Linked DNA regions of Mus musculus: all the other regions are linked to region 1. A link is a loop called in an ENCODE intact Hi-C map of the cell type or tissue named here. Cell type or tissue: gastrocnemius. All regions are shown on one strand. Links, peaks and the distances in the headings refer to the core of each region. The heading gives the core; the rest is flanking DNA.

Region 1 (10,081 bases), core at 1,390-9,389:
TTAAGTGGCCCCACTGCTTTTAGCTGGTGTGAGGCAACACATGGTGGCAAAGGGCAAGATGGACGAAGCCACTCGTCTAACGGTGGACAGGAAGCAGAAGAAAAGAAGCAGAGAGAGCAACCTGAGCCCAGGCTGTCCTTCAGCAATGCATCCCCCGGGCCCAGAAACCTCCTCCATGGCATAGGCCACCAGCACCACGCCTGGGGCTAAGCAGCAAGCATGCAGGCTGCTGGGGACATCTGTCATTGGGAACAGTGTTGTTGTTGTTGTTGTTGTTGTTGTTGTTGTTGTTGTTGTTCCAGAGGCTCTTCCCACCAGGAGACCTGACTGCCTGCCTCCCTGGCTGTCTCTCAAAGGCACGGCTGTACGATTCACAAGCTTATCCAACAAATCTCCCAGCAACTAAGCAGTAGATAGAGCTTTCAATGTTTGATCTCAGGGGTGTGTGTGTGTGTGTGTGTGAGAGAGAGAGAGAGAGAGAGAGAGAGAGACAGAGAGAGAGACACAGACAGACACAGACAGACAGACATACAGAGACAGACAGAGAGGCAGACAGACAGACAGACAGAGAGACAGAGACAGACAGACAGACAGACAGACAGAGACAGACAGACAGACAGACAGAGAGGCAGAGGAGGCTTTGGGAGATTTAGCCTCTGTAATGCTGGGTAGGAACACAGGGTGACTGTGTGACTTCATCCCACAGCAGAGCGAATGCCTGTCAGTCACAGCCTCCTAGGCCTCAGACAGACAGACAGACAGGCAGGCAGTCATAAACTGAAAAGGTCTTAGAGAAGAAAACCTGGGTGTCAGCATTGTCTCAAAGACCTCTGACCCTTCAGGTTACATGTTAGAAGCAAAGTCGACCATCACCGAGGGCAGTAAGAGAGGACCACAGGAGACAAAGGCACTGTGGGACCCTTTTGTGTGGGTGACCTACCCTCATGACATCACAACTGCTGCATTGCACATCCGAGTACAGTGCTATTCCGGTGCCCAGATGCAGGAAAGTGGGGGATCCACTGGAGAAACGCCTTATAGCTTACATGAAGAGAAGCAGAGAGCACAGGTTTGGAGTGGAGCAGAGCTGCCATCACCAAGGCTCAGCTGTGTTCACCGACCGCCTGTGAAGGTTCGGGAAGTAGACAGCATCTCATTTCACATGGACTTGGCAGTGTGGCCCTGGCCCCCCCTCCTAGAAATGTCGGCCTTCCCCCAGAATGTACCCTGCTGCTGTTGTATTGACAACAAAGTTAGGTTTACCCCAAAATATCTCAGAGTGAGGGATGGCCCTGCACCTTGCCTGCCTAGAAAAAGGACCAGACCGTAGCACTGGGGTCTCTGAAGAGATGGCAGGTGTGGCCCTAACCTGCTGCCCTCCTGCATCTAGCTAGTGGACATGTGCACACTGTGTCCCCATGAAGGTGAAGAGACTCACAGTTTCTTTTTTAGTAGGAGGTAAAGCTTGAGCAGAAATTTGGCCTTTAAAAAAAATTCTTCACTTACAAAACATTACATATAATGTAAAAAAAAATTAGTTCATTTAAAATGTAAAACTTAACAGAATAGACTACAAATCTCATAATTCCACTGGATAACCAGCAATGATAATCCTCCCAGTCCCTTCACGGCACCCATATACACATGTCCACACAGGATTTGTGGGTAGCTTACAAAGTTAGGGTGGGACTGTACACTGCTGGTGAATTGATTTATTCAATATATAATAGAATAAATATTGAGACAGTGCTGACACCCAGTCTCTCTTCTTTTGGGATTTTATGATATTAAATATTTTTGAATTTTGAAAACAAATTCTAGCAGCAGTTTTGCCTTGGTTTCGGCTTCCTCTCCACAAGGCGGGCTCCTCAGTGGGCCCCAGGTGCCCTGGCCCCATTGGGCATGGTCTCAAGGTTGGCTACAAGCCCAGGAACTCTGAGGCCAGCTCCCACCTCCACCCTCACCCCCCAAGCATCTGGGACAAGTAGAGTTACAGTAGAACTCTGCAGACGACATCTGGTGACAACGCAAGGCAGATGCCTCACTCCTTAGGCTCAGGAGGCTTCACAATATAAGGATCACAGAGAGGCCAAGTGGCAAAACTTTGGAGAAGTCACTGAAGGACCCCTGTCCTCAGTCTGACTTCCCCAGGGTAATCAGGGAGACCCTGAGACAAGGTCCATTGTCATTCTTTTTTACAGGGCTGTATGACCCTTTTTCCTGGGGGCCTTTGGTCTAGCCTGCTTTACCTGGCCACATGTCACCCTGGAGTCAGCCATGGCAGGGGCCTCTGTTCTCATCCTCTCTCTTGACCCTCACAGGAGCCCACAGTAGCTGGACTCACAGCTGCCCGTCCTGACCACTGTAACTGACCAGCCACAAGAGAGACATTGTTTTAAGCATCCAGGTTGAGCCAGGCGGTGGTGGCATACTCCTTTAATCCCAGCACTCAAGAGGCAGAGGCAAGAAGATGTCTGCTGAGTTTGAGGTTAGCTACACAGTGAGTTCCAGAACAGCCAAGGTTACACAGTGAAACCCTGTCTCAAAAAAAGACAAAAACCAAAAGCCCTGCCAGGGCAGGAGCAGCAGGGTACTCTCCTCGCCTCCAGGTTTATCCCAAGCCTGACCCCAAATGAGAACACATCCTGAGAGCAGTAGCCCCACCCACAGGTTCTAGATTTCAAAACGGACACTGCAGCAGGTGGGGGCAGGGTTTCCTGGCTCAGCCTCTACACACTTGAAATTCCATGAGGGGCATGGTTGGCCAAAATCAGGGAGTGAGGCCAGCCTACCTAGACTATTTCCAGACAGGACTTGGGGCAGGGTAGCATGGGAACCAAATCGGCTTGTGTGTGTTTCTCCAGTTCCAAGATTTGTTCATCTTTTCAAAAACAAATCTCATTACCTAAGATACCACCACCATTTCTAATGACCTCCAAAATTCAACCTCAAGGCAAAAGAAGGGCCCTGGAGACCCTGTGGTGAAGAATTCTGGTGCGGGTCCGTGGGTGAAGGAAGAGAGGACTCACTGTGAGCCTGACTATAGTCACCCATGAGACACAGCACCAGTGTGTGAGAGCAGAAACTGGCCCGCCAGTCTGGTAGCCTGCTTGGTAGCAGGAGAACAGAGGTGCCCCTGCCCACTTTTGATTTCTTGCACTGAGCACTTGGTTGTCTCCCTAAGGTCTCAGCAGCAGGAGGGACAGGACTGTCCCAGCTGCCACCGCTGGGACCTAGCTAGAGGTCACTACAAAAACCAAAGTTTATTTATCAAAAACAAAAAACAGAAACTGTCCAGGAGCCCTAGATGGCCTAAAACAGGTTGTGGCAGCCCATGTCTGGGAGAGCCAGTGGCTAGGCACAGCTGCTCATGGTAAGGAGGAGACACCTGTGCTGTCTCCCAGGCCCCTGTCACACCTAAGAAAGTGTCCAGAGCAAGACAGGCCAGGCAGCATTTCAGAGAAACTGTTTTTGAACAAGCTGAAGGGTTCAGGCTATTTTTTTTTTTTTTTTCGAGACAGGGTTTCTCTGTGTAGCCCTGGCTGTCCTGGAACTCACTTTGTAGGCCAGGCTGGCCTCGAACTCAGAAATCTGCCTGCCTCTGCCTCCCAAGTGCTGGGATTAAAGGTGTGCGTCACAACTCCCGGGTTGGGTTCAGACCATATGAGCTTGCTTTACACTGGTACGGTAAAGCTACCTCCTCCTCCTCCTGAATTCTCAGGGTCAAAAGCAGAGGTGAACAGAGAGAGCACAGCCTCCTCCACTGTCCTCCCTCCAGGCAGCGACGACCATCTGCTTCTGCTTCTTATTCTTGCCGCTCTGGGCCTTTGCAGGTAGAGCAGTGAGGTCAGGGGTGACAGAGAAGGAACACAGGAAAAGCTGACTCAGGGACTCTCCCCTCCCACCTGGAACCTGACTACAGAATGCCTTCTCCAGAGCCTGCACAAGGATTCCAGCTAGGGCAGGGGCAGGCGGCGGGCGTCCTCCATCTGCTACAAGACTTCAGACTGTTCCAAACACCTGCGCCCACCATCAAGCCGGCCTGCTTTTCCCAAGCCGGGAAGAACTGGAAGCCACGGGTGCCTGGGCCAAGTTGGCCTTCGAGGGGCTTGGGGGAAACGAACATGGGCTCCCTGCACTCTGCTCCCAGCCCTTGAAGTGTGTCAGTGCAAACTGTCTACAGCAGCTGAAGGTTGGCTCAGCCTCTGGGGTGCATTAGCCTCATAGATGTGGTAGCTGGTCCTTCCTCACGGGTGAACCAGGTTAATGAGGGTTCTTTTGATCTTTTAACACTGGCTTCTCTTCTCATTTATTTAGCAAAATACTAGCTGTGTGGTAATGAGAACTCCTGTCGAGGTCCCACCCCTGGGGGAACTCATAACCTAGTGGGAACGAGTGGCCCCAGTGATGATTGTAGAGAGCCTGCGGTTTTCTCACCGCAAGCATGAGGACTGGAGTTTGAGTGCCCAGCACCCATGCCTGTAGCCTCAGCACTGGGGGACGGGGAGATGGGCAGCTCCAAGAGATTGCTGCCCAGGCAGCCTGGCTGAAACGTTGAGCTTCCAGTTCAGTGAGAGACGCCGCCCAAGACACCAGCCGTCCTTCTCTGGCTCAGGAAGCTGGGGGCGGGGGGGGGGGGGTCAGACTATGAGACCATTCTCAGCTACATAGTGAGTTTGAAACCAGCCTGTGCTACATAAGACTGTCTCAACAACCAAAAGAAAGTGAATTTAAGATGTGGAAGTCTGGCCAGATGGCCCAGAGGATAAAAACACTTGCTGAACAAGCCTGGCGACCTGAGTACTATGCTGGCACCCATATAAAGGTGACAGGAAAGAACCAACTCCAGAGTTGTGCTCTGACCTCCACATAGGCATCATGACACATCACACACACACACACACACACACACACACACACACTTGTATGCAATTCTGCTCTAATTGGAGACAGAAAGAGTACCTTGGAGGATTGTGTGGTAAGGGTGGGAGGGTGGAGAGCCAGCTGGGCCCAGATGAATGCCAAGAAAGAGCCCCAGGACCCTGGGCAGCATGCTGGCTGGCTAGGAGGTAGTGTCTACTAAACAGGAAGTGGGAAGGAAGTATGGAGGAGGACTGGGGTGGCTTTGATCTGAGACGTCTAAAGGGCCTGTGTAGGAGCCACTGAACACCACAGGCAGACAGACAGCTGGACAAGTGCAGGAAAGCATAGCGCCATCAGATGGAAGACTCACTGAGAGACAAGTTCAACATAGAAGTGGGACAACGTAGAAGTTATGGGACAGGACAGAGGCTCTCAGCAGAGTAGTACTGCCATCTAGAGGCTACTTGGAAAACTGCAAGTATATCATAATCTGGCCTAACTACAAAGCTTGACCTTGCCTTAAAAACCAGTCAACCAGCCAGTGGATTTCTGAGTTCGAGGCCAGTCTGGTCTACAGAGTGAGTTCCAGGACAGCCAGGGCTACACAGAGAAACCCTGTCTCGAAAACCAAAACAAACAAACAAATAAATAAATAAACCAGTCAACCAAAAAACAAAACCAGGAATGGAGGCAGATAATTATAGCCCCAGAAATTAGGAGATAGAGGTGGGATAATCAGGAGTTCAAGGTTATTCTCTGTTTCAGAGTGAGTTTCCAACCAGCCTGGGCTATATAAAATCATGTCTCAAACAAACAAACAAACAAACAAACAAAAACAATAGCTAGGGGGCGATACCCTTAATCTCAGCACTTTGCAGACAGATCTCTGTGAGTTCAAGGCCATCCTAGTCTACATCCAGAGATACACAGTAGGTCTTAAAAAATGATAACAAAATTTAATTACAAGCTGGTGGTAGCTCACAACTTTAATCTCAGCACTTGAGAGGCAGAGGCAGACAGATCTCTGAGTTTGAGGCCAGCCTGATCTACAGAGTGAATTCTAGGATAGTCAGGCTACACAGAGAAACCCTATCTCAAAACAACCAAATCAAAAAAAAAAGTTTTATTGGGCTGGAGAGATGACTCAGCAGTTAAGAGCACTGGCTGCTCTTCTGGAGGTCCAGAGTTCAGTTCCCAGCAACCACTATGATGTACTCATACACATAAAATAAATAAAATATTAAAAAAAAACTTTTAAAAATCCTGTTTTTAATGTAATAAAACTTTTTTTAAAAAAAGATTTATCTACTTATTTATGTATGTGATTACACTGTTGCTGTCTTCAGACACACCAGAAGAGGGCATTGGATCCCCATTACAGATGGTTGTGAGCCACCATGTAGTTGCTGGGAATTGAACTCAGGACCTCTGGAAGAGCAGACAGTGCTCTTAACCACTGAGCCATCTCTCCAGTCCCTAAAAACAAGTCTTTACACAGCAAAAGTACATTATAAACAAAGTAAAATAAAAACTACAGCCTGATAAACCAAGAGAAATATCTGTATGCCTCAGATATCACACAATATTTAATACACAAAGACACACAGGATCTAGGATTAAACATTTAGCTCCGTTGGTGGTGCATCTGTGTATACAGCATGCCTGGTGGCTTTAGTGCCCAGCTCCAACATGGGCACTAAACTGTTAAGCTGGAAAGGGGCTGGAGAGATGGGTCAGCAGGTAAGAGCATATAACGTTCTTGCTGAGGATTGAGTTTGATTCTCAGTACCCATATCAGATGGCTCAGAACCACCTGTAACCCCAGTGGTGCTGGGATTGGATACCACTGGCCTGTGGAGGCATCTGCACTCACTTGCTTACACACACAAACACACACACACACACACACACACAGTATCAAATAAAATAAAAAGTTTTAAATGCTTTAAAGATGGTGGTGGCACACTGCCGTAGGTAGGGTTTTATTACTGTGAAGAGACACCATGACCAAGGCAGCTCATAAAAAGGAAAACAATTCTTTGGGACTGGCTTATAGATCCATTATCATCATGGCTGGAAGCATGGCAGCATGCAGGCAGATGTGGTGCTGGAGGAGACACTGGACTCTACACTGGGCAGAGCTTGAGCATAGGAGACTGCAAAGCCCTCCCCCACAGTGACACACTTCCTCCAAGGCCATACCTACTCTAACAAGGCCATGGCTCCTAATAGTGCCACTCCCCATGGGCATTCAAATACATGAGTCTTTGGGGGTCAAACCTGTTCAAACCACCACATATACCTAAAATACTTGAGAGGCTGGGGCAGGAGGATTCCTGCTAGTTTGGGACCAATTAATCTACACAGTGAGTACCAAAAGCAGAGTAAAGTTATAGCATGTAACCCCAGCTCCAGAGGCGCGGACGCCCTCTTCTGGCCTCCTCGGCACCCACACTCACTAACATGTATACACACAGCACAGATAACTAAAAATAAATCTTTTTGTTTGAGATAGGGTCTATGTATCCCTGGCTGACTTGGAACTCACTATGTAGACCAAACTGGTCTCAAAATGAGATCCACCTGCCTCTTCCTCTAGATGCTGGGATTAAAAGCATGGACCACTATAGCCTGTGTCTTTGCAGTAATTTGATCCAGTAATTCTAATTCTAGGAATTTACCCTGAAGACTGCTGTAGGATGTGTTATGACCTCCCTCTGATTTATTATCAAATCAGCTGCAAGAGTCAATCACCTTCAATCTGGAGCGGACTTGGAAGATCATTTCAAGGCCACCCTCATGAAGATTAACTCTCTCTCTCTCTCTCTCTCTCTCACACACACACACACACACACACACACACACACACACACCATTTGTATGCAATTCTGCCCTAATTGCATGTGGCTTGTGGACTCAGGGTCTCAGGAGTTGGGGAGCTTGGGAAAAGTGGTTATCAGAGGGGAGGGGGACACTCCACCTCTATGGCTGTGGGGAAACCATCCATTCTTGTTATGTTCTCTCTTGCAGCTGTCTGAGGCCACCTCATGTCAGTAATGCATCACCTATGCCCTGTAAGGAAGCCTGATAAACTCACTGGGTGACAGCTAGAATCCTATGTCCAGCTGGTATCAGGAGCTTCTCGGGGGAGTTCTGGCTAAATATACCTCTAAATGTGCGTTGTTAGAACAGCCACTGCCTGCAAGGCCATGCACAGGGCCCTGGGTGAATCGGTGATAGTCAGTCTACCCATGGACTAGGAAAGGGCAAGGAAGCCAAGACCTGATGCTGACTGAATTCCAGAAGCCGCTACACGAAAGAACAAAAGTTCAAAAAGAATATCTGTATCTGAAAAGAACAAAACCAAACCTAAGGATTTGCCAGGATCGGTTAATACGGTTTGCATGGTTGTGGGGGGAATCTTTAGGTTATGAGGACTCCGCCATACTGAGTCGCCTTTGAAGGTGACGCCTGCCCCTGGTTCTGCCTATCGGGTGCTCCTGCACCATGAGCATGCCTTCCCTGCGGTGAGAAACAGAGATCCCTTCCTCCTGAGTCGCTCCTGTCCTGGACTTTATTCCAGTGATGAAAAGCATAAAGAAACCAGGCAGGCCTACCATGAGCTGGAGGGGGTGAGAAGCAGAAGCAATTTCACTGTAGAATTCCTGGCGTGGTTTTCAATCTTTAGTGTGCGGACAGGTGTTTTTGTTTTGCCTGCATGTATGTCTACCTACCACTTGTGTTATTGGTGCCCACAGAGGTCAGAAGGTATTAGATACCCTAGAAGTGAAATGACAGAATGTGTGAGCCACCATGTGGGTGATGGGAATCAAATCCATGCCCTCTGATGCAACGAGTGCTCTTAACCACCGAGTCAGCTCTCTAGCCTGGTTTTACAGTAGGTGGAAGGTAGTCTTTATTTAAAAAAAGAAAAAAAGTGGTAGCAAGTGCTTTTAATCTTAGTACTCAGGATCTGTGAGTTCGAGGCCAGCCTGATCTACAAAGTGAGTTCTGAGACAGCCAAGGCTACACGGAGAAATCCTGTCTTGAAAAACCAACAATAAGTAAATAAATAAGATGGGCAGTGTCACACACCTTTAATCCCAGCACTCAGGAGGCAGCGCCTTCCGGGTCAGGGTCAGGCTTTCCTATGGATCACAAGTTCCATACAGCCACGGCTACCGGATGAGACGCTCTCACTATTATTAATAACAAGACTGAAAGGCAAGCATAATGATGTAGGCCTTGTGATCTCAGCATCAGACAGGCTGAGGCAGGAGAATCACTTTTTTTTTTTTTTCTTTTTTTTTTTCCGACAGGGTTTCTCTGTGTAGTCCTGGCTGTCCTGGAACTCACTCTGTAGACCAGGCTGGCCTCAAACTCAGAAATCCGCCTGCCTCTGCCTCCCGAGTGCTGGAATTAAAGGCACACGCCCCCGGCTAAGGCAGGAGAATCTTAAGTTTCAGGTTACAACAGTGAGACCCTGTGAGGGGGAAAAATAATCTCAAAAATGAAGCCTGATAACTTTGCCCTACCAAGTGACAGCAGATATTTCTGAGTCCACTCCATGTACTGCCTCAAGGGACGCACTCTGGTCAAGTCAGCTTGACAGGCTGTGAGGCCTGGAAGCGCTCATGAGGCAAAGAGTTTCACGGAAGCTCACCTCCTGGAGTTTTGGCGTTCTTATTAACCCATATACTCATACCCTATTCCCGAGTTAGTCTGGTGTATGGATCCACGTGCTCTCTTTTAGTATTATCTTATTATAAGTGCCTTTTAAGATTGAATTCTGACATAGCTAAGCCTTCACCAGTGTTCCAACGTCCTAGAAAGTCCTTGAGCTGAGCATGGGCTTGGAATTCAGGAAGAATGTTGCCTGTTCAGTGACATTCAGAATAGCCTCTGGTACTACACTATCACTTAGAATAAAAGCCAAGTCATATACAGGAATTTACAATGGTTTAGGAAGTAGATTGGGCTGTGGCTTTAGAGTATTGCATTATTCATGAGATGGTTAGCTAGAACGGAACTCCCTAACTAGAACCATGACTTGGGTGTGGAAGCCCTTGCCCTAGGAGTGTAAAGACCTCACACCTGGCTTCTAAGACTACAGCTGACCTTAGATAGAGCTGACTTTGTCTCAGTTGTTTTATTGCCCAGTTCCGGCCAGTCTTTGTGTTTACATTCCTCTGTTTTGTGTAAGAGTCATTAAGCATCC
Region 2 (10,081 bases), core at 1,352-9,351, 88 kb before region 1:
AACATAGGACTTCATCTATGCTGGTCACAAGTTCTACTACTGAGCTGCATGCCCCAGCAGTACTAGACCTTTTAAAATGGTCGTCATTCAGTCTGTTCTCGAAGGTGTTAAGACCTTTCATTACTAATTTGGTGCTCATACAGGTCTGTTGCTTATTTCTGTTTTGTTTGTTTTTAAATCTAAGACAGCTTCCTCTCTCCTTTTTAATTTATGGTATACTTAAAACCCAAGTTTAATGTGGACATTATATAGAATTTAAGATTCCAAATGACCTATAAAGTATACGTGTGCTTGTCTTAAATTTGACTTGAAATTGTCAGAAGCCTAGTTGGGTTTTTGAAACTGGGGAGGGACTTTTAGCTCACAGGAGTAAACTATTCACACATTTTCTTAACTCACATACAGGAGTAAGACATGAAAACAGTTGACTTGGGGCTCCTTTTCACTGTGTCCTGTTTCTTGTGGCCCTGGGTTTAGGTGGAGCACATGATATATCCCCATTCTGACATGTGTCGGCGTGGTCTGAGGGAGAGTGCTAGAAGAGCTCCTCCCATCCTTAGCCTGCCACTGCTCATGAGGGGTCAGAGAAGTCTTTGTCTAAGACATCAGGGTTAGCTTTCATTTAATCATGGGATAATAATCCTGCCCACCTTAGAGAAGGTTCCCAGAAAATGATGCTGTGAAACTTTTATGACTGCAAAGTCATCCCACCTAGTTATGTGTATCTGTTTACTATGAGCACTTAAACCATGCCTGGTAAAGACTGCCCTTTTACTGACTTTAATACTACATGACTCGTAATGTGACTTTCTGCCTGAGCAACTTGTTCTGTGTATTTGTGTAGGCAAAAACAGCTGGAAGATATCTTGGTTCTGGCTAAACAATTCCATGAGACAGCTGAGCCTATTTCTGACTTCTTATCTGTCACAGAGAAAAAGCTTGCTAACTCGGAACCTGTTGGCACTCAGACTGCCAAAATACACCAGCAGATTATTCGTCACAAGGTAGGAAAGTGCTGCCATAGATGAAACAGAGCCAGAGGTAGAGACTGAAAAACTGCAGCATTCTCTAGAAGATGTTTTGTGGAGTTTTTAGTTTAAGATGAGGTCATATTAGTTGGAGAAGTTACACTGGGTTGAAGTAAAGTAGACATTGACTAATAGCTGAACATCAAAGGGGAGAGGAGCAGCTTGTGTGTTACTTCTCATATTGTTTTTGCTGTGCAGCAGGTGAATTTTTATTTTAATTTGTTCTGTTATTTGTTATTCATTGTTTCATGTTTGTTTTTCATTTACTTTTTTGTTACTCATTTTTTCCATCTGGATTTCCAGGCTCTAGAGGAAGAAATAGAAAACCATGCAACAGATGTGCACCAGGCAGTTAAAATTGGGCAGTCCCTCTCCTCCCTGACATGTCCGGCAGAGCAGGGCATCATGTCAGAAAAGCTAGACTCATTGCAGGCCCGATACAGTGAAATTCAAGACCGGTGCTGTCGGAAAGCATCCCTGCTCGAGCAGGCCCTGTTCAATGCTAGGCTGTTCGGGGAGGATGAGGTGGAGGTGCTCAACTGGCTGGCTGAGGTTGAGGACAAGCTCAGTACAGTGTTCGTAAAGGATTACAGACAGGATGTCCTGCAGAAACAGCATGCCGACCACCTGGTATTTGTGTTTTCATTCTTATGTTACTGAATTATTTTGTCATTCTGATATGTGTTCCTTTTCATTTCTTTTTCTTTTAATTTCTTTTTTCCCCTTCATTCCAAACACTTCAGCTTTATTGTGTGCATAGAATATTTATACATATACATAGTTGAGTTGTTGCCAAGTACTAGTCCTTTTTGGATAGGTCCATGAATAAATACTCGTATTTAACAAGTGAACTAATGATTCTACATTATACAGGTAAGAGGCAGGTCCATCTCAGTTGCACATTGGGTAGGTACATCAATGGATCAGTAGGTTTTCATTTGAGTAGATGAGAGCATTCTGTAACGAAACCACATATATCTGAATGGTGTCCATAATCTCATCGTGTACTTGTAACTTAATATTTGTGAAATCCAAGACATTCTGTATTGTCTTATACAATATGTCTGTTTTGATTTTTTTTAAAGATTTACTTATTTATTTATTATATGTAAGTACATACACTGTAGCTGTCTTCAGACTCTCCAGAAGAAGTTTCAGATGGTTGTGAGCCACCATGTGGTTGCTGGGATCTGAACGCAGGACCTTCAGAAGAGCAGTTGGCGCTCTTAACCACTGAGCCATCTCTCCAGCCCTTGATCTTTTTTCAATTATGTGTCTGTGTGTATATGTGCATGTCAGATCTGTGTGGACGTGGAGGCTAGCTGCCTCGTGGTGGTGGAAATCAAACTCAGATTCTCTGGAAGAGCAGTCCCTGTTCTTCACTCCAGCCATGTTTTAGTTTGCTTCATGAAGTCTATTTTAGACACAACGCGCATTTTTGATGTATTTCCTTTCTAAACTTCTTGTGTTGGAGTTTGATATCGGTTGATTGGTAAAGCCGATTTCACCCTAAATCTTTTCCATCCAGCATGAAAGAGAGCTTGCCTATAGAGCATTTCTTAGTTGTCTTTAGCAGAGTAACCACAGAGATACAGAAAGGAATCAACTATCTGACTTTAAACTGAGCTGCTAATGGATCTCTTTAGGTGTTGTCCTTTTAAAGCGCTCAGAGTGCTTCCCTTTCTTATGCCATAGATTTGAAATTAATGCTCTTCTTTCCTTTCAGGCTTTAAATGAAGAGATTATTAATAGAAAGAAGAATGTAGATCAAGCAATAAAAAATGGTCAGGCTCTTCTAAAACAAACTACAGGTACTTTGAAAAGTATACTTCTTAGCATCTCCTTAAGATTGTTTTATGTTTTGAGTGGTTTGCCTGTATGCACATATGTGTACCACATCTGTACGCAGTGCCCTCAGGGGCCAGAAGAGGGCATTGTCCCCTGGAAGTGGATTTACAGGTTGATATGAATCACCATATGCTTTTTGGAACCAAATCCAGGTCCTCTAAGCCATCTTGTCAGCCTTAAAGACCATAAGCACCCAGCACTGACCAGTCCTCCTGGCCTGTGGGAGCTTGACATGCGCTGATTGTATTGCTGTATGTGTTCCACAGAAACAGGTCACATGTTCATTTTCTGCTAAACCTTTTGAAAACTACTTAGTTGTCTTCTATCTGATTATAGATGGCACTTCCTCCTACCTCCTAATATATTGAATATCAGCATTGTCTGTAAAGTTTCAGAAACATCTAGAAACCCCTGCAATTGGATTTCAAGCTTGATCTCACAAATAGTTTATGTGATTAAGGGTTCATTTCCATTTCCAGTTTCCCCTCAGTTTGGGATATTGGGTGAAGTCAGGACATAGCAAGAGTCTATGAAATTTAAGCTCTCATTTAAAGACAGTATTAAAAGGCTCCTTTCCTCTCCGTGCTGAGAGCTCCTTGGTGTGAACAGTGGCTGCTGTTCTTCACAGGCGAGGAGGTACTGCTTATCCAGGAGAAGCTGGATGGGATAAAGACCCGCTATGCGGACATCACTCTCACTAGCTCCAAGGCCCTCAGAACTTTAGAACAAGCCCGGCAGCTGGCCACCAAGTTCCACTCTACATATGAGGAACTAACTGGGTGGCTGAGGGAGGCGGAGGAGGAGCTGGCAGCCAGTGGAGGACAGTCTCCCACAGGGGAGCAAATACCCCAGTTTCAGCAAAGACAGAAGGTAAGCCATCATTTTATACTGCAGCAGGCAAAGAAGTTTCATCTTTGTCTGTATCATATTTCCTTACCTTTACCTTAGAACTAAACCAAATGAACTCCTGCTTTCTCTCTTGTGTACTCATGACAACAAGATTTTACATAAAGATAAGGCTGTTGTCTGAAGAAGAAAGAAGTCAATTTCTAGGTTCTAAGTTTGCTTGCTGTGTCACCTATAATTCACCTCCACCATTCATTCTCTAAAGGGGGCACTGTTTGGAGACCAGAAGACAAGTGAAAAGGAGGCGAGGGAGATGGATGCGGGCACTAGAAGAAAAAGAACAAGAACAAAGCAAGGGAAGGAATTAAATGGGGGAGGTGCTTCGTAGTTAGTTCTAATTCTGCTGCAGTATCAAAAGCAGTTCTTGATGCACAGAAATCTTTGTGGGTATTTGTTATGTTAAATGCCCCTAGTTAGAGCATTAAGGAATAGAAAGAAAGAAACACTGTTTTTACACAGACAGTGTGACTCAAATCTTGCAGACAGTTGTAAATAAGCAGCAGCTAAGCTGAAAGTCAGGCAGGTTTCAAAATGATTGAAAATGTGAGGCAGAGAAAAAAAGAGCTGAAGGAAGGAGGTCAGTGCCCTGCTGGGATGTGTGCTGGAGATAGGCTTCCCCCAACCCCCCAGCACACACTGCTGCTGATGGGCTTAATTTAGCAAGGTGTGGCCTGAAAACCTTTCCCTCCTTAGGAACTGAAGAAGGAGGTCATGGAACACAGGCTGGTGTTGGACACAGTGAATGAGGTGAGCCATGCTCTCCTAGAGCTGGTGCCTTGGAGAGCCAGAGAAGGACTGGATAAACTTGTGTCTGATGCCAACGAGCAGTACAAACTGATCAGTGACACTGTTGGACAAAGGGTAGATGAAATTGATGCTGCTATTCAGAGATCACAACAGGTAATGTTTATAATGCTATGTGCTAGTGTTTTAGGTCATGGGATGTATATGTGGTGTCCAGTGCTATAACCTACATAAGTACAGGCTCAAGAAGAATAATGAGATCAAAATAAATAGAACAAACATACTTTAATAATGGTAAACACAGCCAGGCATGGTGGCGCACGCCTTTAATCCCAGCACTCAGGAGGCAGAGGCAGGCGGATTTCTGAGTTCCAGGCCAGCCTGGTCTACAGAGTGAGTTCCAGGACAGCCAGGGCTACACAGAGAAACCCTGTCTCGGAAAACCAAATAAATAAATAAATAAATAAATAAATAAATAAATAAGGTAAACACTTGGAAGAGTTTTGATCCAGATTAGGACCAAAATACTCAACCACTTGGTACAGAGAAAAAACTTGCAAGAAGAGCCCTATGTTAAAGCTATTTTTTAAATTTATTTGTTTTTGGGTTTTTGTTCATTTGTTTTACTTTTATATGTGTGGGTGTTGTGTTTGTATATATCTGTGCATCATGTTTATACCTAATACTAAAGAAACCAGAAGAGGGCCAACACATGGGTTCTGTAAACCAAACCCAGGTCCTTTGAAAGAGCTCTTAACCTCTTTGTACTATCTCTCTAGCCCTGTCTTGCCACCTTCCTTATATAGGATCTCACTGTGTAGCTCCATCTTAGCCTTAAATTGACAGAACTCTACCTGCCTCTGCCTGCTGAAAGTTGGAGTTTGCAGCACCACTATTTTAGCGTTAGATGGAAAAGGGGAAGATACCAAGAACTATAATTACTTTCAAATATGTAAACCAAAATAGCACAGCCAGCCAAAAGGGACTCTTAGTAAACACAGGTGTCATGTTTCCCTTTTTCCTTCCGCTTTGGTGGTTGGGGAGAGGCGGGGCACATCTTCATCATCTTCCTAAGACATCACTGTCACACAGCTGGTCATGCACTTAATACTATGCCATAACATCTCTCTCTCTCTCTCTCTCTCTCTCTCTCTCTCTCTCTCTCTCTCTCTCTCTCACACACACACACACACACACACACACACACACACACACACATATATGACTGGATGACCCCTTGGGTTCACAGTGATAAACAGATGTTTTCTGAACTATGAAGACTTTTTTGATTCCAGCTACATTCCCAATTTGTCTTTAGGTTTTTCCTAATCACCACCAGTTACCTTCAGTTACACTGTATTATGCTTGGAAAACTGATTCCTCACACGTGCCCTACACACATATGCTTTGAGACAGTATGATGTGGTCTAGTCAGTCCCCTAACACACATTCCCTGAACTCCTAATTCTTCTGCTTCCACATCCCATGTGCTAGCATATAGGCCTTCTCTGCCATGCCCAGTTCATTACTTTTCTCTTTAAATATAGGCTTAGCACCTTCTATTCCAAAAATGTGAAGTATTCCAAAATTTAGAAGATGTTATACCAGTAATGTCTATATAAATATTCAGAACACTTCTGTTCCTAAGCATTTCAGATAAAGGGAAGTCTTAGCTAGGGTTTTATTGCTGTGAAGAAATACTATGACCAGGGAAGGCAACCCTTGGAAAGGAAACCATTCCCCCCCCCCCCTATTTATTTAATGTATGTGAGTGCTCTAGCTGCATATGCACCTGCAGGCCAGAAGAGGGCACCAGATCCTAGGATAGATGGTTGTGAGCCACCATGTGGTTGCTGGGGATTGAACCTCTGAAAGAGAAACAATGTTCTTAACTGCTGAGCCATCTCTCCAGCCCCCAAAGGAAAACATTTCATTAATGCTGGCTTACAATTGCAGAAGTTTAATCCATTATCATCATGATGGGAAGCATGGTAGAATACATACAGTCACGGTGCTAGAGAAGGAGCTGAGAGTTCTGTGTCTTGATCCGCAGGCTACAGAAGGGGACTGTATCACACTGGCCAGACTAGACTTAAGTATATATGAAACCTCAAAGCCTGCCTTCACAGTGACACACTTCCTCCAACAAGGCCACATCTCCTTACAGTGACACTCTCTGAGCCAAGCTTTCAAACACATGAGTTTGTGGGGGTGCCAAAACTCTTCAGACCACTACAGTAACAGTGGTTAAAATTGAAGAGAAGCTTATAAAGATTAGAGAACTCTAATGATCAGCAGTTATACAAAGAATGTTCTTGGATTTTGTGATTGAGTTTGGGGTTCTTCTAGATTCCATCATCTAAGCAAGTTCTTTCAATTTAACACTACTCAACTGTCCATTGCCATTATAAATTTATGTTTAAACACCTATTTCTAGGCATGATGGTGCACACCTGTAATCCCTTAGGAGGCTAAAGCAGGAGAATTATCACAAGTTACCTGAGTTACATCAAAAGGCCTTGTCCCAAAAAATAATAAGTAAAGCTACTACTGTTTAGTGTTCGAATTGGAGAGAGTCAACGGAGCACCACTCTGTTAAAGTTCTCTAATTAGAAGCACACTTTGAAAGAGTCTAACGGCTATTTTTACTAAGTTTTATAACTTCATTTGAAGAAGTTGAATTCTAACTTTTCTATATCTTTGTTGTTGTAATTTTATTTTCTTTCTTGAAATTTTTGTTAATTTTGTGAGACAAGGTATGCCTGTTTAATGCAAGCTGGCCTCACAATTTTCAATCCTCCTGCCTCAGCCTCCCAAGTGATGTTGTCCTCCCTATGGTGCTGGGGATTGTACCCACAGCCACAAAGCCCTCCTCTCCAACCCCCTGCCCCCATAGCTTGGTTTATGGTTTTTAATGAAATTGTTCTCAGTTTTGAATTTACTTTTGAGGTACAACTATATTTCTGAAAATTCAGGCCTTTCTGTGTTGGATAGTTTACAGTTGCCGGACAGAGCTGCTGGCTGTATGTAACTGTTCATTTTTACTGACTGTTAGTACGAGCAGGCTGCTGATGCAGAACTAGCTTGGGTTGCTGAAACCAAGCGGAAGCTGATGGCTCTCGGTCCAATTCGTCTAGAACAAGACCAGACTACTGCTCAGCTGCAGGTGCAGAAGGTAAGTATAGAAGAGCCAGGCGCTCCCGTGTCCTTACTGGGACACGTCCATGTGCCCGTCCCAGATTAAGTAGAATGGTTTAATAAATGACGGTAGAAATTCATCGATAAATACTTGGCTTCAGTGAGAAAAATATGTTTTGTTTTGTGGATAAATAAACTTTTGAATCCGAGAAAGAATAGTTAATGATTTCCTAGATAATTTAGGAAGTAACGTGTTTTTGTGAACAACTAAAATGATGAGCATTGAAAAATAGTTTTGAAGATAAGCACAGATGATAGGTAAAAGTTAAACGTTAAGAATATCCCTTATGTCTTTTTAAAGCTAGGAATTTCATTTGTCCTGTCTGACATTTCATCAGTACAGGCACAGAGCAGGGTCCTTTCACTTCCTGATGTAATCATAGTTCATTTTCAAAGGCTTTCTCCATTGACATCATTCGACACAAAGATTCAATGGATGAGCTCTTCAGTCACCGTGGGGAAATCTTCAGCACATGTGGAGAGGAGCAGAAAGCTGTACTGCAGGTGAGTTGCACTTGTTATTCAGCTGCTGGTTTTTTAAATAAATTATTTAGTTTACATCCTAATCGAAGCTTCCCCTCCCTCCTATCCGCTCAGTCCCTCCCTTCCCTCCTCTTCCTCTCCTCTTCCTCTCCCTTTCACTGAAAAGGGGCGGCCTCCCATGCATATCAACCCACCTTGCCATGTCAAGGTGCAATAGGAGTGGGTGCTGCTTCTCCTATTGAGCCCAGACAAGGCAGCCCAGGTGGGGGAGGGAGACCCAAAGACAGGCAGACAAAGCCCCTGCTTCAGTTGTTAGGGGTCCTGCATGAAGACCAAGCTACACATCTGTTACACATGTTAGGGGCCTAGGTCATGCTGCTTTTCTTAATCGTGGTAAATTGAAACTGAAACTACAACATAATGTCTTCAAAGGATTTTTCTTTTACCTGCTGGACTTTCTGGTTACTGTTGGTTAGTTAGGTCCGGGCATAGTGGTGCATGCCTATAATCCCAGGACTTGAGAGACTGAAGCAAGAGAGTCTCAAGTTCCAGACCAGTCTGTGTTGTGTTTGACCTGATTTCAAAAGTACCACACAGGGTGTGCAGTCAGCACTGTTTTCTCAGGGAAAAAGAAGATTTGAGCTGTTCCTTTTAGGCATCTGAAGAGTAAGTGCCAGGCTTAGAAACTTTTTCTTTTAAGCTGGCACTTGGCAGTGTGTTGGGTTGCCTATTTTGTTGGGCTAATGTTGCCTCATTCTTGTGTCTTTTGTTTTGTTGTTATTTTGTTTGTTTGTTTTTTGGAATTGAGCCCTTGCTGCTGTGGAACTCCCAGAAATGACCTGGCTCTGCAACACCACCACACCTAGCCCTAGATTATTTTTATTACGTCTTTCTTGTGCTGTTTTATTACCTTTAAAGCTAAATTCATACTTTTCATATTCTAGAAGTAATGCATATGTGTGATAGTTACATTTGAATTAAATATGAAGAGGAAACTAAAAAAATCACTTATTCATTAGTCCATCTTTGTTAATTTCATGTGTTTCTTAACACTTGCTTGTGGTGTGTGTGTGTGTGTGTGTGTGTGTGTGTACAATTTTGTTTGAGGCCTTTATAAGTACCTGCATTTTTTGTTGTTGAGGGAAAAAAGTTTCTAATAGTAAACCTTTCTCTTTTTTTTCTTTTTCTTTTGCTATCTGTCTCACAGGAGAAAACCGAGTGCCTAATACAGCAATATGAAGCTGTTAGCCTGCTTAACTCAGAGCGCTATGCTCGCCTAGAGCGAGCACAGGTCTTAGTGAACCAGTTTTGGGAAACATACGAAGAGCTCAGCCCCTGGGCTGAGGAAACACTGGCGTTAATAGCACAGCTGCCTCCTCCAGCTGTGGATCATGAGCAGCTCAGACAGCAGCAGGAAGAGATGAGGGTAAGGAGCATGCCAATTCTCTCCAGTGAAGGGGGGCTATGTAACTTACTGAGAAACAACATTTATAAGGCCCACTGGGTCAGTTTCACTTACTAAGTTAATTCCTAACCAGAATTTCTTTTCATGATGAAATTACATGTTAAATTTTTCATTGTTTAATATTAATTGATTAAAGATTAAGATATGTCAAGAAGCTATCAAGCCAGGCATGGTAGCACATGCATGCACTCCCAGCATTCTGAATGTTAGGGTCATGATCTAGAGGACAGGCTGCGGTACAGAGAAGTTCTAGTCCAGGATGGGTGATGGCAAAAGGTTAAATTAAATGAGAAAGACATTTAAAACACCTTTTGTATATAGGGATAAAGAAAGAGCTAACTAGGGCTGGGGTGTAGCTTAGTGGTAGAATATTTGTCATGTGCCTGAGGCCCAGAGTTTGATCCCCAGT
Region 3 (10,081 bases), core at 941-8,940, 58 kb before region 1:
TTTGTTCTGAGTGCGTCTTATCTTCCAGAGCTGTGTTCAGTTACTGTCTTTCTTGCTCCTCTGTTACATCACAGCTTGTTTAAACAACCATGGCTTTAAGTGAAGGAGGCAAATGTGCTTCTACAATGAGACAACATGTAGATAGCATTGTTGGTGCCCCCCCAGCCCCCAGAAGGCCTGCATGGCTTTACTGAATGACTGAGAAGTTAGATATGCTCTGGATCCAAAACAGCAGGGTTTACCTGCACCTCTGCCTTCCTTCTAGTTGAAAGAATTTGCCAACTTTGACTTTGATGTCTGGAGGAAAAAGTATATGCGTTGGATGAATCATAAAAAATCTCGAGTCATGGATTTCTTCCGGCGTATTGACAAGGACCAGGATGGGAAGATAACACGTCAGGAGTTTATCGATGGCATTTTAGCATCTAGTAAGTACATTTTTATTCTATACAAAGGTTACACCTGGATTCCTCAAACTTGGTAGAAGTTATAACATTCTGGCAAAGTAGTCTCTCAGGTAAGACTGGAGAAGCTCCCTGCTGAATGTAGTCTGCTGTTTTCATGGATGGAAGAATCTCATTTTGCTAGGAATAAAAAGATTTCAAACATGACTGTAAAGTCGGCAGGACAGGATGCTGTTCCAGAGCAATGACATTCTAAGCATCCAACAGTGCTGGCATAAATAAATCTTAACACAAGTGATAATTTTATAGATGGCAATAATATTGATTATATTTTTACTGTCTCTGAAGTCTGATTTTTTTATTTTTTAAATAGCGGTAGGGGGAATGGGGCGGCTTTAGAGATAGAGCTCTGAAACCCTGGATTTGATCCTCGTATACTGGTTATGCTTGTATAAATCTGTAATCCCAGCGCTTGGGGAGTGGTAGCAGGAGATCAGAACTTGAGGGTCATCCTTAGCCAGTCTGAGCTGTATGAGACCTTGACTCAAAAAGAAAAAGGTCAGGGGTCTATTGATAAAATATTAAAAACTTGACTAATGCTTGGGTGGTACATTTTTAAAAATGATTTGTATCTTTTTTAAAAATTAGATTTATTCACTATATTTTATGTATGAGGGTTTTTGTTTGTTTGGTTGGTTGGTTGTTGCCTATGTGTTTATATGCTTGAATAAATACCCTTGGAAGTCAGAAGAGGGCATCCGGTCCCCAGGATCTGGAGTTGTAGATGATTGTGAATCAACATTGGTGGGAATTAAACCTGGGTCCTCTACAACTGCAGCTGGTACTCTTACCCACTGAGCCAACGATTTATATATTTAAAATGTATTTTCTCCTGAGTTTTCCAGAGTAGATATGTGTTGTTTTTTAGGAGAAGAAAAATCAAGGTATAGTTCTTTTTCTTTGGGTATTGTGTATAATTTCCAACCAGCCACATGTATTGGGACCAAGGGTCCCTCCTCCCATTGATGCCCGACAAGGCCATCTGCTACATATGTGGCTGGAGCCATGGGTCTCTCCATGTGTACTCCTTGGTTGGTGATTTAGTCCCTGGGAGCTCTGTGGGGGTCTGGATGGTTGATATTGTTGTTCTTCCTATGGGGTTGCAAACCCCTTCAGCTCCTTCAGTCCTTTCTCTGACTCCTCCATTTGGGACCCTATGCTCAGTAGTCAGGTTGGCTACAAGCATCCTCCTCTGTATTTGCCTCTCAAGAGACAGCTATATCAGGCTCCTGTCAGCATGTACTTCTTGGCATCCACAATAGTGTCTGGGTTTGGTAACTGTATATGGGATGGCTCCTCAGGTGGGGCAGTCTCTGGATGGCCTTTCCTTGAGTCTGCTCCACACTTTGTAGTATTTCAATGTTTCAAATCATGTTCTCTTCTCCCCAGAGTTCCCAACCACCAAGTTAGAGATGACAGCTGTGGCCGACATTTTTGACAGAGATGGGGATGGCTACATTGACTACTATGAATTTGTGGCTGCCTTACATCCCAACAAGGATGCCTATCGGCCAACAACTGATGCAGATAAGATTGAAGATGAGGTATGGAGAATTTAGAGTATTTTGACCTTAGCTTTATACCGTCCTGAATGTAGACATGTGAATCATCTTGGGAAGCAATCACTTAGAGTTAATGTTTCAGGTTAGCCTTCGGATGCTGTTTCAGCAAGCTCTAGGGGGCCTTTGACTACTGAGTTCTAGCTTGGTCTTGAGCATGGGTCCAACTCTCATACTTAGGTTTGCGGTACTGTGCAATCCATGGAGGGACTTCAGATGCAGCATAAAGGGGTGAATTCTCATGAGGCTGTTGAGGTGGCTCAGTGGGTAAAAGTATTTGCCATGCAAGCCTGATGACCTGAATTCAATTCCTGGAACCACATAAATATGGAAAGAGATTGATCGCTTGGGAATTTCAGGCTTCTAGGTAGATATTTTGCTCAGTTCATAATTTGTTTTGATAGATCCATATTAGCACTTTCCTCTAAAGAATTTTGAAGCAATGGTGAAATTTTTTTTTCATCTGCTATTTTTTTTTCTCAGTATCTCTTATCTCAAGTAGGGTTATGGCTATTTCAAATAAAAGATTAATGCATGTATTAAAAGCCTAAAATGAACCAAGCACATGCCTTTAATTTCAGCACTTGGGAGGCAGAGGCAGGGGGATTTCTAAGTTTGAGGCCAGCCTGGTCTACAGAGTGAGTTCCAGGATAGCCAGGGCTACACAGAGAAACCTTGTCTTGAAAAACAAAACAAACAAACAAACAAAACAAAAAAAAAATCCAGAAACTGGGAGGCAAACGTAGGCATATCTCTCTGAGTTGGGGATTAGGCTAGTTTACATTGCAAATACAAGACAGCCAGGGCCTGAGAATGGGAACCTGTTTCCGAAAGAAAAAGGCAAAGTGTTTAAAATGTAATGAGTAGCCTCTCTACATTTTAAAACAAAAAGCTCTTCTCTGCTCTTACACTCTTGCTTTATCAACCAACAGGTCACAAGACAAGTGGCTCAGTGCAAGTGTGCAAAAAGATTCCAAGTGGAACAGATTGGAGAGAATAAATACCGGGTAAGGAAGAGAAAAGCCAACCATTTGTGGAGGTCATTGCCTCCGGGGTCATCCTGACACACAGCAGAGCAGCTCATGCTGCCTGTTCCCTCCTGCTGCCTCCAGAGGCCCAGAACCCAGGCCTTCATCCCTAGGTGTCAAGTTTCATGCCCTGTGTAGTTCCATCTGAAAAGCTACCATTATTACCCAGGTAGACTGTAGCTTATAGTTGACATGGTAGAAAATATTTCATAGCCCTCATCTCACTGCTGAGCAAAACCTTAGGTGCCTTTAGAAACAGTTTTATTAAAGGACTTGTGAAGCAGAGTCTGAGATTCTTCCTGTAATCCCAGAACTTGGGAGGCAAAGGCAGAAGCAGAAGCACCATTGCAAGTTCAAGACCAACTCTACATAGTGAGTCGCAGCTAACCAAGGCCATATCACAAAAATGTCTCAGATATTTTTAAAAAGCATGGATCAGGATGCTGGGAATGGTTCAGTATATAAAGGTGCTTGCCACCAAGCCTGACAACCTGAGTTCAAGTCCTAAAGGGGAAACACGCACCCCAAAATTGTCCTCTGGTGTGTTTGTGCACATATACATTTTCTTTTTTGTTGTTGTTGTTTTGTTTTTTGGGCTTTTTGTTCTGTTTTAATTTTTTTCCATTAAAAAAAAAAGAGTGATGGTTTATCCACAAGAACTGGTCATTGTGAGCCTACTGGCTCCCATGCTAATAGAAGACGATGTGTGAAAGCCCCCAACACATAGCTAGTGTTGCTGTGCTGAGTTAGGCTACAACTGGAACCTACATGCCCTGGAGAGCCGGGCTCAGTGATCTTCCCTGGAAAGACTTGTTGGGTATAATCAGAAGTAACAGGAAACTATGCTTAAATGTTAGCATCTCTTAGGACTAGAGTCAGGGATGTAGTAGAGACATAAACCAGGACTCCTATATGCATCAGCTTGTCAAGGGACCCTGAAATTTTAAGGAAAAAAAAAAAACAACAAAAAAAAAAAACCTCTGGTTGGCAAAGAATATTTAGATGGCCGTTTTCAGGCTTTGTAAGATCATTGTCCTGTGGCAGATGCCCAGGAAAAATGTGGTCTGTGTTGTGTGTACTTAGATTGGTAATGTGATGAAATCGCTGTTTTTTTAGTTTTAATTTGACAAAAATGTTCTCTTTTTTTCCCTGCATCCTTTACTCTTACTGTCTATAGTTCTTCCTCGGCAATCAGGTACAGTGTGCCTTGCAATGTCCTTCTTGGTGGATGTGGTCTTTATAGCTGGTGTTGCCTGATCTTTGCTTTGGGGAAAGGACACAACTGGAAGCATGCCTGGGTCACATTGGGTTGTCTTGCCAAGTGGAGAAACTACTAGCAGACTTTTATTACAAAGCTATCTTAACAGCAAAAAGATACAGCTTTGTAATTTTAAAACGCCAACAATGAAATTTTCCATTCCAAATTGGGCTAGCTAAAGGCAATGAGCTATAACTGTACTGAGTTATAACTGTTATGACTCAGGGAAAATTGAGGCTCTGACATCAGCCCATTTCACCTGTGAAGACACAGTCTTACACTTCCGTATTCGGGGTCAAAAATACCATTGGCACGGTTCTGTTTCATTACCAGTCTTTTAATAGTTAATAGAAATGTTGTAATATATACTTGAGTCAGAATCCCTAAATAACCTTAATATTATCTAAGAACTAACTTAATAGATACAGGTATTTATAAAGAGGTCTGAGATGTACAGAAAACATAATTGACTTCTGCCTAACATTTTAAGATTATAGTCAACCGGTCAAAATGAGATGCGCTTCAATTAGAGGGAAGTCTAGACTCCACTTGGCAACTCTAACCTTGGAGATCTCTTGAGGGTTCTTGGGTGCTGTCTCTCAGATGTGAAAGGAAGTTGCATGAGTAAAATCAATCTGTCTATCAGGAAGTTAGAAACACGAAGAGTTAATCTGAAATCCTCAATCAATGTTAAATTTTAGCTACTCCAATAATTACTAACTACAGTAATATTCTGGGCCAGTGGGAAGAACAAAGGCTAGAAAAATGTAAAGCTGAGAACAGTCAAGTTGGCTTTAAGTAAACCATCACAAGCTATACATGATACCTCCCTCAGACCTATGCTCCTAGCTACTCGGGAGGCAAGTTTGAAACCACCTCTGGAAACTTAACAAGTCCCTGTTTGAATCTTTGAAAATAAAAGGGTTAATAGTGTATCTTAGTGATCGAGCACTTGCACTGCGCATCCATAGAGTCTGCTCTCAATACTACGAGACTAGTCAGTGGTGATTGTAGTCAAGTGCCCAGCATGCCTCCTCCCTTCGATGACTGTACCTACTGGGGTCCCTTTAATGGGGCACTAACACCCTCCTCCACTGCTCCATTGACCCGGGGAGGATTTGATGAATCATTCTAATACTGTGAGTAGAATTATGAAGTCCATTTTGTATATGTAGTATTGGAGGCCTGGGGGGCGGATCACAGGTCACACTCATACAGCTAATGTCCTTAGACCCTCAGTTCCTGTGAGAGAAAGAAACGGTGGCATGAAAACTCTGCCTCTGAGTTCTCTGGCTCTCCCACAGCCTCTAAGCTAAGTCTCACTACCTGAAGTGCCACCTTGGATTTCTGCAGCTCAACACAAACAATTTAGAATCCTTCAGACAGCTGTGGGGTGATATTAAGGAAAACAACCATGAGATCAGTGGATAGCAAGCTGTAGGGTGTAGTATTCTAAGAAAAAAGTAACCTTCCCTTCTTGACCCTGGGAAGCATGCCGGTGCATAGCTTTCTGTTCCTTAGCTATCCAGAGAAGACCCAGACTCGTGCCTGAGGTCACCTGTGGTCACCTGAGGTCACCTGAGGCCCATCAGTCATCCCCAGAACCTGTTTTCTCCCCCCAAGGCAGGGACGAGCTTCCTTCTCAGAAAGTCTCTTTCCATGCAGCTGGAGAAGGGTTGACACTGCTCCACTGGTGTCAGTCTGGCCACTCTGTGTGCACATTTAAGTGCTGTATGAGACAATGGTGTGAGACTATTTAACTTTTGAAGTAATTGGGAAGGGAAGAGAAAGCACCTTCCAGACTTCTTCCAGTGCACACAGTGCCTACGGAGAAGGACAGCTGTATGTCCTCCTCAAACATCCTTTCTTGCAATTTCAGGTTTTTTCCCTGTTTCAAAGTTATGACTCTCCTATAACTTTGAAAATCCTAATTAAGAGGTTAAGTCCTTCTCTTTACCTCCCCACCCCCAACATTCTCCTTAAATAACCTTAGGAATCCATTTCTTTAATGCTTGGGTTGGTGTTTGTTTTGGAATCTTGGTTTGCTTCTCTTTTGTTGCCTCTTCATTTTGGGGAAAGGACAATTTATACAAAGGGAAGCTCCAACTGTTAAGGTTAACTGGGAATAGGCAGTAGGAACAGAGACAATAAAAGCTCATCATATTTGTTCTAAGGTCCAGAATAATTATTGAACCGTTTCTAATCATGATAAGAGATTAAATTTCTGTTTCTTCAACTAAACTTTTAATTCTATCTAATCGTGTGTTCAGCTTGACTTTTTCCCTTGGTGACATCACAGTCAGAACATTTAGGGTGTGCTTGTAAGGACCGGACGGACGAAGAGACTCCATTCTTCCTAAGCTTGTGAAGCTCGGAATGAGGACGCTTCGCACGAGTTTCTCTAACGCTTGACTTAGTCTTCACTGGGGTCCTCTTAACTCTCCAGCACACTGTATTCAGAAGGTGACCCCTTCTTTAAGGAGATAAACATAGCCGGGCAGAGGTGCCGCACGCCCTTAATCCCAGCACTTGGGAGGCAGAGGCAGGTGGATTTCTGAGCCCGAGGACAGCCAGGGCTACACAGAGAAACCCTGTCTCGAAAAAACAAAAACAAAAAGGAGATAAACATCATAAGACTGCAGTGCTCACTTGGGCAGGGTCTTCAGAAGACTCCAAGTGAACAAATCAAACCCATCTTTCCTCCTTTACCCTTGGGACAGGAGTCAGAGTGTGGCCGTTGGGAGCTAACTTTACCCCAGCAGAAAGATTTTACAACATTGCTTCTTAGCTTAATCTTTCTGCTTTTCTACTTGCTAACCTTTTTATGACAATGTAAAAATATAAAATCAAGTTCAGAATTCTTCCCACTATCACGTCATTCCTGAATACAGTCTGCTTTCTAGGGGACTGGGGTTGTAAGTGTACATTAAGGTGTTCTCGCTAACTGGGTTTCCCCTTGATTCCAGTTTGGAGATTCTCAGCAGTTGCGGCTGGTCCGTATTCTGCGCAGCACTGTGATGGTCCGAGTTGGTGGAGGATGGATGGCCCTGGACGAGTTTCTAGTGAAAAATGACCCCTGCCGAGGTAAGGAAGCACCTACCATGGGTGACGTGGTAGGATGGAATCCGTCCATGCCGATTTCCAGGAAGCATTGAAGGGGGTCTTTCTGATTTTTGTCCTATTAAGGTGTCTGATATTATCCCACCCATCACCCATTAGGTCGGGGTTTCAGGTACAAAAATCTGAAGAAGCTGTCAGAGAAGAATGAAATGAGAACTAAGAGTTTTGGTGTCTCTGGGCTCTCACATTTGGGAGGTAGAGGCAGGAGATAAGGAGTTCAAACTCATCCTCAGGTTCATAGCAAGTTCAAGGCTAGAATGAAAGCCCATCTCCAAAACAGGAAAAAACTGTATTGGTGTGACATTACATTTAGGGTGTGACAATGGTACTAACCTAGACCAAAGCCTTGTGTATACTTCCAAGCTCCTCTTTCGTCGAGCCTCAGCGCACGCTAAGTCCCTACCATGCATAGGACTAGTGACTGTTCTAAGTAGGGGACTCTAAAGGGCTTATATCAGCCACCACCCCCAGGCAACAGAAGACCCTCAGTGTAGTTTGAGCAGATAGTAGCTTCAGCTGCAGCAGGAGACAAATGGCTGAATCCCAGCTGCCCAGAAACCACCAGTCCTCTTTCCTGTGAGGAGAGCTGCATGCGGGGACACAGGAGGCCCAGCTGTTTTGTCTGCCTTGACTAGTTTCTCTGGATCCTGCTCTGTCTCTGTCTGTGTGTTTACATCTTTTTTATTCCAGTTCATCATCCTGGGAGTAAAATAAAGCGCTCTGATTCCAGCTCTTCAGTTTCCAGTCAGTCTCCCATAGGTTGGCTTTTATGCTTTGTCCCTCTTCCCCTACACCCTGGTCCTTTGAGAATGGCTTTGCTTAAACTGTAACATCTCTTGGCTCTGTGATATCTGCTGCCTTGGTGAATGCTTAAAATCACCAAACCATTGCTTTTCCAACAATCCCACATTGACAGGGTATAAAATGTTTCTATTGAGATGGTATCCACAGAATTTGAATACTAGTCTACATAATTACCTCTATATAAGCACTTTAAAAATAGCACAATTGCATTTCATATCCATATCCAGCTTATGAGGTATAGATTCTGTTATCTCCATTTTATAGAGTAGGAACTTGAGGTGTGGAAATTTAAATAACTTGAAGGATTAGCCAGGCAATAATTGAAGTCAGAACCAGCTAGGCTCCAAAGCAGGTTGTCCTTACCACCACCCTGTACGTGGTTTTTTTTATTGTGCTGAAGGATTTAGAGAGACCCAAAGTGTATACATTTCTCACATGAGTGCTGGGGTAGCTATAAATTTAACTCATTCTGCACTTACTCCAGCAAGCCAGAACCATGGTTAAGTAATAATAATTCCCATCAGGAGTTTTTTTTTGTCTTGTTTTGTTTTTTTGTTTGTTTTTTTTTTTTTTTTTTTTTTTTTTAAAGATTTATTTATTTATTTATTTATTTATTATATGTAAGTACACTGTAGCTGTCTTCAGACGCACCAGAAGAGGGCATCAGATCTCATTACGGGTGGTTGTGAGCCACCATGTGGTTGCTGGGATTTGAACTTCGGACCTTCGGAAGAGCAGTCGGGTGCTCTTACCTACTGAGCCATCTCACCAGCCCCTGTTTTTTTTTTTTAAGATTTATTTATTATATGTGAGTACACTGTAGCTGTCTTCAGACACACCAGAAGAGGGAATCAGATCTCATTACAGATGGTTGTGAGCCACCATGTGGTTACTGGGATTTGAACTCAGGACCTTCAGAAGAGCAGTCGGTGCTCTTAACTGCTGAGCCATCTCTCCAGCCCCCATCAGAAGTTAGGTTTGACAGTACCTTTTCTAATAAATTCTAAAAGGGTTTTGTCAATTTTAATATTTAATCATATCATGAACCAGTATCATTAATTTTAAAACCTTTTCACTGTTTTAAATAAGAAACAATATACATATCTTTTTTATCTTTTCTCTGTAAGAACAACAAAAAAAAATGTTGTACAACTCTGTTATGGTCGCATTTTTCTTGTGGTGTATCAGGTCAGACTAAGCAACAGCGACGCTGCGTGTGGCAGTTACAGCCCGTGGTTGCCTGCTTGTCTGCTGCCTGCTCTGTTCACACGTGTATGTCATGCTGCTGGCTGGGAGAGTACTGCCTGCTTACCTTTATTTACTCTGTAACAATTGGAACTCCAAGGAGATTTGGGAGGGCAATCTCGTAGCTATTTTCTGTGGACTTTGGTAACCCTGGTCTTCATCCTTCAGAGCAAGGTAAGGTGCCCCAACTCTACAGGAATGCCTTCTTGGAGCTCAGTGATCAGTTTCTCTTCATTGGCTGAAATAGAACTCAGCAGCAGCTTTCAGTAACTGCCATCAGTGTACTTTCTTGTCACATGAAAACAGTGCCACAAGTAGACACCCAAGGCCAGTGGGCTGGAGGGACATGAGCTTCAAGAAGACAGGTTATTTGCTAGGCCTGGTAGCATCTGCCTATAAGTCCAGCTATTTAAGGCAAAATCCAGAAGATCTAGAATTGGAACCTGGTCTACATAGTAAGACTCTTCATCAAAAAATAGATGATATAGATAAAATAATATTCCACTAGGTAGGTTTGCTGTTTATATAGTTTTTTGGTACTGCCAGAGGGTTTTGTTTGTTTCTTCTTGTTTCTTTACTTCATTTGTTGCAAAGGAGACCATA

Evidence for each region. A loop is a pair of places that touch in the nucleus more often than their neighbours do. Peaks named below come from ENCODE experiments on the same cell type or tissue, not always from the same donor. Only the 100,000 strongest peaks of a DNase experiment are listed, where the experiment ranks them.
Region 2: a loop joins it to region 1, with 4 times the contacts of the local background. A loop is called at or near these places in 7 of 42 quality-filtered maps.
Region 3: a loop joins it to region 1, with 2.6 times the contacts of the local background. A loop is called at or near these places in 6 of 42 quality-filtered maps.

What each region holds. Positions count from the first base shown.
Region 1 is chr4:123,301,118-123,311,198 of GRCm38, reverse strand. No RefSeq gene overlaps it. Among named protein-coding and RNA genes, the nearest start is that of Gm22154, 13 kb to the right of the region's middle. In gastrocnemius, for the core only: a CTCF peak has its summit at 5,315 (motif pointing left); DNase peaks (open chromatin) are centred at 1,952, 4,028 and 5,117; H3K27ac peaks cover 3,192 bases.
Region 2 is chr4:123,388,671-123,398,751 of GRCm38, reverse strand. Macf1 (microtubule-actin crosslinking factor 1) reads left to right here. Exons shown (of 98, transcript NM_001199136.1): 61 at 845-1,004; 62 at 2,755-2,839; 63 at 3,505-3,746; 64 at 4,476-4,682; 65 at 7,582-7,701; 66 at 8,121-8,228; 67 at 9,415-9,633. Among named protein-coding and RNA genes, the nearest start is that of D830031N03Rik, 18 kb to the left of the region's middle. In gastrocnemius, for the core only: CTCF peaks have their summits at 2,970 (motif pointing right) and 6,343 (motif pointing right); no DNase peak of the experiment used is centred there; H3K27ac peaks cover 550 bases.
Region 3 is chr4:123,358,222-123,368,302 of GRCm38, reverse strand. Macf1 (microtubule-actin crosslinking factor 1) reads left to right here. Exons shown (of 98, transcript NM_001199136.1): 91 at 266-428; 92 at 1,854-2,008; 93 at 2,956-3,030; 94 at 4,229-4,246; 95 at 7,276-7,393. Among named protein-coding and RNA genes, the nearest start is that of Bmp8a, 20 kb to the right of the region's middle. In gastrocnemius, for the core only: no CTCF peak of the experiment used is centred there; no DNase peak of the experiment used is centred there.